Regions from separate parts of the Homo sapiens genome. Here region 2 is linked to region 1. The links are chromatin contacts, found by Hi-C or POLR2A ChIA-PET in ENCODE. All regions are on one chromosome and are shown on one strand. The core of a region is the stretch at or near the end of the contact, and the rest is flanking DNA. Distances in the headings are between cores, read along the strand shown.

Region 1 (5,048 bases), core at 579-3,078:
TGGCACTGCACCCTTCTGAGGAATCTTCAGTGAAAAGCCACGGTCAAGTTCAAACCCCATAGCAGGGCACACAGGCCCTCTGATGCTCTGGACCCCACCTTCCTCACCGCTCCCTGCCACCACAGTCACCTTAGGTCCAGGCACCCACTGACGCCCTGCTTCGGTGCCTCCTGGAGCCCATCTACTCCTCCCACTCCCATCCCCAGCCTCAGGCCTTCACTCAGCTGCTCCCTCGCCCTGGAATGTCCCCCCCACTGTCCCCACCATGTGCAAGTCACCTGTCCTCAGAGACCCACCCAAAGCTGCCTGGTCCATGCGGCGGCCCCCAACCCTCCCCAGGCTCCCTGAGCACTCTGCTTTCCAGAGGGAGCTCTACCTGTATGTGGCTCTTTGGGCCTCTGTCTCCCCTTTAGACTCTGAACATTCAATGGGGACACTGTTGTGTTCCCAGCTGCACCCCCTACGACTGACCTGGATGCCCTCCGCCCTCCCTGGCACAGCCTGGCTGAAATCCCAGGTGCAGGAGGCATTACTTGAACTAAAAGCAACCAGCCTCTGGATGACATGGCCCAGCTTCAGTTTCACTTTCAGTTGAGAAATTGAATTTAATTTTTCTTTCTATCTTGATGGGCATCTCTTTTTGGTGAAGAACAAATAAGACCATGACTCATATTTCACAGAAATTACCCCCCTGATTTCATGGACTTTTGGCAGCTCTATCAAGTTTTTTAGAGGGGAAAAATCTTAGGCTGGGAGGGGAGGTGACTTGCCCAGAGTCACACAGCTCTTGGAGGGCAGAGGGGAGGCCAACATCTGCCCTTGTGACTCTGATATTGAAGCAAAAATGGGTGATTTTAATAATCCAACAGTGTCCAGGTTTGATTCTGCTTCTACAAACACAGAGACCTAAGCTCTCACTCCTGTAGTTATACTCACAATTCCACAGTGTGGCTTTTGAATCTCATGATTGCAAAGCTGGCATCATGCCACAGGTACCATTCTGCAATGCGACCTTCTCACTCCCCTGTCTCAGCCATGTTTCCCATTAGGGACACAGCACAGCCTGTTTCTTCTCTATCAGCTCAGAGGTCTGAACAGAGGGACAGAGGTGAGGGCCAGAGACGTGAAGTCCTATGATCTGCCTGCTCAGCCTCCTGACACGGGACCCTGGCAAGTCATTCCCCTCCCAGGGCCTCAGTTTCCCCACAGGGCCTGGCACAAGTAGGTGCTCAGACTCAGGGTGAGTGAGACAACCTCTGAGTTCCTTGTGTCTCAAAAGAAATCTGTTGTTCCCATTGGGCTTCAGCAGCAGCACCCTGGGGCCAGCCTGGGTGTGGCCCGGCCACAAGGACATGCCGGGCTCCAGGTCACCTCCCCTCCTCCACCTTCTTTGATTCCTTCAAATTTCCCAAAGAGATGGGCACCCCCAACACCTACCTTTCTTCTGGGGTCAGCTGGCCGTGTCTGAGGGTGTCAGAACCAGAGCTGAGCCCGGGGAGCTTTGTGAACCCATCTAAGCTGTTTTCCCCACCTCTCTCTACAGTTTACCCGCCCAGCAGGAGGGAGGGAGCAATCAGACTCAAGCCTGGGTGCAAATCCCGGCTCTGCCACTGCTTTCCTGTCTGATCTGAACCAGCTACCTAACCTCTCTGAGCTTATCTACAAAAGCTGAATGATCCTTCCCTTATAGAGCTATTGCAAGAATAAGGACATGGGGGTAGATCACACTATCCCCAACTTACCAAGGGATCTTCCTCTGACAGAGACTGAGCAAGATCCAACTGTTCTGAGCTGTGTGGATCCCACGTCCAGCTGTGCATCTGTGTAATAACCAGACACGTCCTCCGGCCTCCCAGATATACCCTGGAATTCGAAAGGGAAAGTGAAAGTCACAACTTCCCAGCAGCTCATGACCAAGCACAGTAAACACGCTGCTCCCCAGCACCACCTGCAGTCCAGGCCCAGCCTCCTTGCTGCTGCACTTAGAGGAGCAGCCGCAGACCAGACATCCGGGTCCCTCTCATCCAACCCACCTGCCTCACATCCTCAGGATTCAAGGTCTGCTGTGTCAGCTGCCCATGTCTCAGGCAGTCAGAACCAGAGTTGAGCCTGGGGAGTTTTTTGAACCCATCTGAGCCGCTTGCCCCCCAACCCCCGCCCCGATCTCTGCAGTTTAAGGGCACAGCAGGTGGGGGAGAGAAGTCAGACTCAAGCCTCAGTGCAATTCCAGGCTCTGCCCCTGTTTTACTGTCTGATCTGAACTAGTTACCTAACCTTTCTGAGCTCAAGAAAGACCTGCCACTGACTGACCGTGGGGCTCTCCAGATTACTCCCCGTCCTTCCGTTCCCCCACATTCCTCAGATGCCTGCCTTACTCCCACACATGCCATCAGCATCAGCACAGTCCCCCACACATGCTGGGTGGATGCTTATTGCATATTTATTGTAATGCTTCTGAGGTTATGTTTTCTGTTATGTTTTTGATATAGAGTCTTGCTCTGTAGCCCAGGCTGGAGAGCAGTGGCACAATCATAGCTACTTCAAGTGGCACAATCAAGCCATCCTCCCATCTCAGCTTCCGAGTAGCTGGGATTACAGGTGCCTGCCACTACACCCAGCTAATTTTTTGTAATTTTAGTAGAGATGGGGTTTCACCATCTTGGCCAGGCTGGTCTTGAACTCCTGACCTCAAGTGATCCACCTGCCTTGGCCTCCCAAAGTGCTGGGATTACAGGTGTGAGCCACGGCGCCCAGCCCATTGTATCCTTCTTGTGACTTTGTGTCTTCATAGCTTAGCTCCTACTAATAAATGAGAACATACAATATTTGGTTTTCCATTCCTGAGTTACTTCACTCAGAATAATGGTGTCCAACTTCATCCAGATTGTTACGGATGCCATTATTCCCTTCCTTTTTACAGCTGAGTAATATTCCATGGCATATACATATATAGGGGTGTGTGTGTGTGTGTGTGTGTGTGTATATACACACACATTTTCTTCATCCACTTGTTGGCTGATGAGCATTTAGGTTGGTTCCATATTTTTTCGGTTGCAAATTATGCAGCTATAAACATGCATGTGCGAGTATCTTTTTTATATAATAACTTTTCTCCTCTGGGTAGATACCCGGTAGTGGGATTACTGGATCAAATGGTATTCTACTTTTAGTTTTTTAAGGAGTTGCCATACTGTTTTCCATAGTGGTTGTACTAGTTTACATTCCCACCACCAGTGTAAAAGTTTTCCCTTGTCACCATATTCACACCATTTTAGCTAGGCTGGTCTTGAACTCCTGACCTCAAGTGATCCACCTGCTTTGGCCTCCCAAAGTGCTGGGATTACAGGTGTGAGCCACTGCACCCTTCTATTCTTCTTTGATTTTTAAATTATGGCCATTCTTGCAGGAGTAAGGTGGCAACTTATTGCAGTTTTAATTTGCATTTCTCTGATAATTAGTGACGTTGAGCACATTTTCATATTTTTTTGGCCATTTCATTTTGTATATCTTCTTTTGAGAATTGTCTATTCATGTCCTTTGCCCACTTTTTGATGGGATTATTTTTTTTTTCTTGCTGATTTGTTTGAGTTCCTTGTAGAAACTGGATATTAGTCCTTTGTCAAATGCACAGTTTGCAAATATTTTCTCCCACTTTGAGGGTTGTCTGTTTTCTCTGCTGATTATTTATTTTGCTGTGCAGAAGCTTTTTACTTTAATTAGGTCCCATCTCTTTATTTTTGTTTTCGTTGCATTTATTTTTGGGTTCTTGGTCCTGAATTCTTTGCCTAAGCCAATGTCTGGAGGAGTTTTTCCGATGTTATCTTCTAGAATTTTTATGGTTTCAGGTTTTAGATTTAAGTCTTTGATCCATCTTGAGTTGATTTTTGTATGAGGATACTGTTTCATTCTTCTACATGTGGCTTGCCAATTATCCTGGCACCATTTGTTGAATAGGGTGTCCTTTCCGCACTATACGTTTTTCTTTGCTTTGTCAAAGACTAGTTAGCTGAAAGTATTTGGCTTTATTTCTGGGTTCTCTATTCTGTTCCCTTGATCTATGTGCCTATTTTTATACCGGTACCATTCTGCCATTATGTACCTTTTTTTTTTTTTTTTTTTTTTTTTTTTGAGATGGAGTCTCTCTCTGTCACCCAAGCTGGAGTGCAGTGGTGCGATCTTGGCTCGCTGCAAGCTCCACCTCCTGGGTTCATGCTATTCTCCTGCCTCAGCCTCCCGAGTAGCTGGGACTACAGGCGCCCACCACCACACCTGGCTAATTTTTTTTTTTTTTTTTTTTTGTATTTTAGTAGAGATGGGGTTTCACTGTGTTAGCCAGGATGGTCTCGATCTCCTGACCTCGTGATCTGCCTGCCTTAGCCTCCCAAGGTGCTGGGATTACAGATGTGAGCCACTGCACCCAGCCCTTGTACCTTTTAAGTGAACCATTTAGCCCATTTTCATTCAATGTTAGTATTGAGATATAAAGTGCTGTTCTATTCATCAGGCAAGTTGTTGCCTAAATACCTTATTTTTTTCATTGTGTTATTGTTTTATAGGCCCTAAGGCTTATAAAACAATATGCTGTAAGGAGGTTCTATTTTGGTGTATTTCGAGGTTTTGTTTCAAGACTTAGAACTCCGTTTAGCATTTCTTGTAGTACTGGCTTGGTAGTGGCGAATTCTTTCAGCATTTGTTTGTCTGAAAAAGACTTTATCTCTCCTTCATTTATGAAGCTTGGTTTTGCTGGATACAAAATTCTTGACTAACAATTATTTTGTTTAAGGAGGCTAACAACAGGACTCCAGTCCCTTCTGGCTTGTATGGTTTCTGCTGATAAATTAGCTGTTAATCTCATAGATTTTCCTTTACAGGTTACCTTATGCTTTTGTCTCACAGCTCTTAAGATTATTTCCTTCTTCTTGACTTTAGATACCCTGATGACATGTGCCTAGGTGAGGATCATTTTGTGATGAATTTCCCAGATGTTCTTTGAACTTCTTGTATCTGGATATCTAGATCTCTAGCAAGGCCAAGGAAGTTTTCCTCAA
Region 2 (5,146 bases), core at 159-2,658, 89 kb after region 1:
ATGAGAACAGACTGGGGTGAAACGAACCACTACCCAGACGGAGAAATACTTACGTGCACAAGATGGATTGATCTTCTCGGTCTGAAACAAAGAAGACATCAGATTAACTCCCGCCAGATGCAAAAGCCTCCCCACCTTGCTCCCAAAGAGCTGCCCGTTTCCCAGACAGGGAGCACAGTGTCACAGATGCTGTCTTTGTGGGGATCTCGCAGTCTACCCTCACACCTGGCTAGGAGGAGCATCTTCGGGGGAGAGTGCCATTGGGCAGCTGCTCCTGCCGCCCAGGAGCTCAGATTGTCCACCCACGCTGTTCAGCCCCCACCAGAAAACCAGAAATAGTTCTGTGTCTCCCACCTTAGAGGAACTAGTGTGTGGAAAACTCTCCAGGAGTCGACTTCCCTGGGAGCTGAGTGGGACCTGCCCTGTGTGTTTATAACGGGGTGGGGGGCTGAAGCTGTTAGAAAGAAGCCTGCTGCAGGTGCTCTAAATACCATCCCCACTGAAGGAAGGAGCACCATTTAAGAGGCTGGGGAAGGAGGGGTGACGAGGCCTGGCTTTGCAACGGGACAGCCCTGGGATAAGATGCTGCCTCACAGCCTGAGACCCGGGACAGGTGCGCAGGCTTCTCTGAGCCCCAGCTCCCTCCTCCGCAGCGTGGGATAACAGTACTTGTGTCCACAACACATGTGAACACACCAGCACGGTGTCTGGCAAGTGGAAGGCGTGCAATGATGTCACTTTAGAGGCAGCTTGTAAAGAATGACAGCTTCTGATGGGTTTCTGTGACAACCTGTTCTCTAGCCGGGTGTCAGGAACTTTCAGCAACTATCAACAGCTCTATGAACTGCTCGGCAAGGAAGGTTATAAATACCCACCCTCCCCCAGTACAGGAGGGGCAGTAATGCCCACACTCTGAAAGCTAAGTTTGCCAGAAACACTAAGGCATCCTGGCTGTTCAGTACTGGGTATTCAAGCAACAGCTGAAAATATAAACTCATTTTTTTCCGTTTTATCCCGCCCCATCTAATAGCCTCACCGTCCTTGAAGTCAAATTGGCCTGAATCCAGGATCAGGCTACTTACAAATATTTGAGCTGCAGTGAGGTATTTAATTCTGAGTCTCAGTTTCTACATCCACAAAGTAAGATCTGCTACTAACTCCCTTGCAGGATTAGTTTGAAAAATAGAAATAACACATAAAATGGACCTGCCGCAGTCCCTGTAAAGACAGTAAGCTCCACAAACGGTTGCTGTCTATACCGACTTCCCCAACGCGACGTCGCCACGATGGGTGGCAGTGGCGTTGTCAGGGCAGTGGGAGCATCCGTGGCTGTTGGTACAGTATCAGCCCTGGGTGGAAACACGGATTCAGCGACGTGTGAAGGACACACTGAGTGGCTCGCACCACCTGGTCAGGGCCCTGCGTGACTAGGCACTGGGAGAATGACTCACGGCTTTCCACGTGCATGGCCTCAGGAGACACATTTAACCGTTCAACACCAGTAGCCACCGACCAGCTAGGCTGCCTGCCTCTTCCGAGGTGAGCTTTCTAGCATGCCTGACCTCAGCAGCGTGTGGGGCTGGGCACTGCCTCCAATCTCTTCTTCTGCCCACTGGTCATTCAGGAGGGAAAAGGAAGCCCAGACAGAAAGAAGAAAAAACAAACCTCACACCCAACACCAATGGCAGCTGCCCCTGCCCTGGGCCGCAGCTTCCTCCCAGCCCCCTAAGCATCAACGGGGTGGGGGCGCAGAGGGGCTGGGTCACTCTCATTCACAAACACACCCCACACCCTGCTCTCTGATGTGGAAACTACTCAGGAGGCAAGCTCTAGGGGAGGCAAGCCTTACTCCCCCTTGCCTTTCTCAAAAAACACGAGTCCTTCAAGCCTGCACAGCGAGGACAGAGATTAGAGACCTGCATCCTCGACTAGACAGACGGGAAGACAGAAGGGAGGGAGGCGGCAGGAACCACAGCCTGGGGAAGACAGAGCAATTTCATTGCTGGCCCCTAACGACAGTGTGGCAACCGATAAGGGTTTGGAACAAACATTTTTGTCATCCCAGCCCCCTGCCCTCCCCCACTGCGTCTCCCTGTGGTCTGCCCCAGCTGTGGGCATGTTTAGTCACCGGCTCTACTAGCAGGCAAGAATGTACCTGCGAGTGCTGGCAAGTCGTGAGCAGCCAACGGCCCAATGCTACCATAAAAGGAAACATTCCCCAACCCTTCCAGAGGAACCGTTTTCCCAGGGCTGTCCCTAGGATGGCTGGAATTCCTCTAATTGTGTGAGGAGGAGTCAGAGGCTCTGCTGCTGAACAACAGGAAGCAGAGCCCCCAAACACACTCGAGGGCATGCACACAGAGGCGCACGCACGCACAAGGGCATGGACACACACATAGACACGCAAGCATCTGTGCATACACAGTCACATATGGAGGTAGGTGTACAGAGGTACGTGTGCACAGAAATACATGCGCACACACGTGTGCAAAGCCATATACATAGATCCACACAAGGCACACAGCTGCACACGCATTCACAGATGCATATCCACAAGCACAAGTGCAAACACAGGCACGCAAGGCACATGTATTCACAGGTGAATGTGAACATACATGTATGTACATAGCCATGCACACACACGGATGTATGCACAGGCACACACACTTCAAATTCCGAAACCCCAGAGCCAAATTCAGTGTCTCCTCTCCATCCACCCGAGCGTCCCTAGCTCTCCCACTTCTCCAGCCTTCCCCGTCCAATTCCTGAAGCCAATTTACCACTGTCAACACAGCCTAACCATACCTTAAAGAAATCTGGATTTGTTCTGCCAGGAACATTCATCTGGACAAATGCTTTCTGAAAGGCAAACTGCTGGGAGGCCTCCTCATTGCATCTCTTACCGCACTGCTTAGTATCCTAAATCCACCGGCCGGATGCACCACGAATCGTACCATGGCCCCATGCAACCGAAAAGGTCTTTCCAATGCTCAGGAAGGGTTTTGGTCTGTTATCTTGTGTGGCCTCCAATAACCTTACAAGGTATTGTATTGTAATGTACAAAGCAGGTATTATCATCATTGTTTTGCCATCTTTCCACACAGCGGTTCTTCTGGATTTGTTCCTGATCTCAGAGGCATCTCTTCTGGGCAGTGGGGTGGTTAGAATTCTTAGCAACCAGTGGGCTCTTTGGCCTACTCAGTTTACTCTGCAGCCCACCTCCCCACCCTATGCATTCTAGTGGAGACTGCCATTGGCGCCCACCCCATCAACCCTTCCCCGCACTGTCATCTCACAGGATGAGCACATTCAGAGTCCGGCCCAATCTGCTTGTTTTGGCTCGAGTCCTTATTTGGCCTGTAAGGACTGAAGGCTTATTTGAAAACGCCCTTCCTTCCTCTAAACGGGAGGAGGCCGCCAGGGACAAGCCTCTTCTGGGACACGAGCCCCCTGCCAGATGAAAGTCTAGCCGTGGTAGGCGCCTGAACCCACTGCCCCAGCCCCTCTCTTGGTGAGGGTGGGGTAGAGATGGGGTTATGAGTCACTCTGCAGTAGTTTTCAGACTTTTCAAAAAGCAGCGGCAGTCCTTCCTCAGATAAAATCTTCCCAAATTCCTGAGCAAGGGACAGTGGGTGGTGGAGACAGGGTTCCTCAGAGCACAGTTTGACAACCACTAGTCCATGTGTCTGGAGCAGTTCTGCAAAGGAGGAAGCCACAGCCGAGAGCGCTGTGGCCCTGGGTTCCGCTCTTCCCCACGCAATGCCTGGCCCCTTGACCTCTCTGGGAATGAAGGGACTGCTCTGAGGATGGAAGGAAATGGTGTTCCTGTCGTACACGGTGTGAGGCAGATGCCCAGACATGCCGTCCTCACCCGCCTGCTGTCTCGGAGCTCCCAACTGAGCAATTCCCTGGCACCGCCACGAGAAAGTCTTTCATAAAAGTTACAAATTCAGGAACCAGGCCATTTTCTCCCTGGATTTCATTTTCAACCGAAAATGTCCTGAGGCCAAGCCCATGCAGTGAGGGCATCTGAGCTGATGTGGCCATCTACCTGTGGACAGGTGTTTCCAGCCAGCTCAGCAGGCTGGGCCCAGGAGGGAGGAAGGGGAACCTGACCGCAGGTATTTCATCCCAGGTGCAGACTTCTGCTGGGGGCTTAAGCCTCACTTCCTCTGTGAGAGGAGCTGCAGCTCACTCTTGTCCATAAAAGGCCACGAGGCTCGCAGAGCGGTGACATCAGCCCAACAGGAAGTACAGAGGAAGGGGCCTGCTTCACCAGCAGCCACTGCTGGGACTGACTCATCACCCAGCTCCCAAGATCACACCTCCCGAGGTTCCAGCATGGAGCAGCTCTCTCGGGCTCCACCTGGGAGAGGTCCCTGCAGGACCCCATCTTCGGCTCCACTGGGCTTCTTGAGAAATGGGTATGGGCCAAGAAAGAAAAACAGGAAAAAGGGCAGTTTCAGGTTGGACAACATGCCCACGTTGGGTGAGACTGATGGGATAATCTGAGACAAATGGGACCAAAACTTTCCACCACCAGGGAGTCTTCTGCTTTCAGGGAAACTCCAGAGTGGCCCCTGGGGGGTGGCTTGCTATATGTGTTGGCACTGTGAGCCCTGCCCTGCGTTGCCAGGATGGCTTGATCAGAGTTGCACAAATGGGGCTGAGAACTCAGGTCTCTGGAAACCTCACGCACCCCAGGACTCCCCTCCATCGAACACCCCTATGAGCACAGCACTCGGCACCTCCCGCAGGCCTGCCTCAGTGCTGCAAAGAAAGGGCCGCGACACTCTCATGACGAGAAGCTCTGCTTCTCCACAGCCAGCTCAATTCACAAGCTTGGGTTACAAGTCTTTGGGAGGCAAACAGAGAGGTGAAGAAAAGCAAGTGCAAAATGATGCTTCATATTAGCAGAGGCTGCAGATCTGTGCCGAGTGGGGTGGAGCTTCCTGGCAGCCTGCCTGCCTAGCAATCTGCCAGCAAAGGAGGAAGCCCCTTCCGTCGCTCCCAGGCACACAATGTGGTCATGGGCGAGTGTGCCCTCCAGGCCACCACGGTAGGCCCAGACCAAGGGACATGCCTGCTCAGCAGCATCCACACCAGAAGCCAGTTCGACTCGGCCCAGTGCCTCTGCCCCATAGCC

Evidence for each region. Hi-C counts contacts between places; a loop is a spot of excess contacts on that map. ChIA-PET counts read pairs that join two places held with the same protein, here RNA polymerase II (POLR2A). Pooled maps may share reads with other maps.
Region 2: a loop to region 1 is called in a pooled map, with 8 times the contacts of the local background. The contact joins the enhancer-like site here to the promoter of APOL2 in region 1. A Hi-C loop is called at or near these places in 2 of 37 single-sample maps with no recorded cell type and 10 of 50 pooled maps. POLR2A ChIA-PET finds 5 or more read pairs at or near these places in 11 of 52 experiments (AG04449, CD4-positive, alpha-beta T cell, CD4-positive, alpha-beta memory T cell and 8 more).

Annotation. Positions count from the first base shown.
Region 1 is chr22:36,237,699-36,242,746 of GRCh38, forward strand. It overlaps APOL2 (apolipoprotein L2), which reads right to left and starts at 1,829. Exons shown (of 5, transcript NM_030882.4): 1 at 1,743-1,829. RefSeq lists enhancers at 756-1,270, 1,808-2,057, 2,068-2,117.
Region 2 is chr22:36,327,408-36,332,553 of GRCh38, forward strand. It overlaps MYH9 (myosin heavy chain 9), which reads right to left. Exons shown (of 41, transcript NM_002473.6): 4 at 54-81. Among named protein-coding and RNA genes, the nearest start is that of MIR6819, 43 kb to the left of the region's middle. RefSeq lists enhancers at 351-980, 981-1,610, 1,589-1,838, 3,501-4,130, 3,630-4,829 and 4 more. Within about 2 kb of position 1,409, at least 36 of the 41 ENCODE cell types and tissues checked have a DNase peak (open chromatin) inside an H3K27ac peak, as active enhancers do; they include CD4-positive, alpha-beta T cell, where a contact is called at or near this core.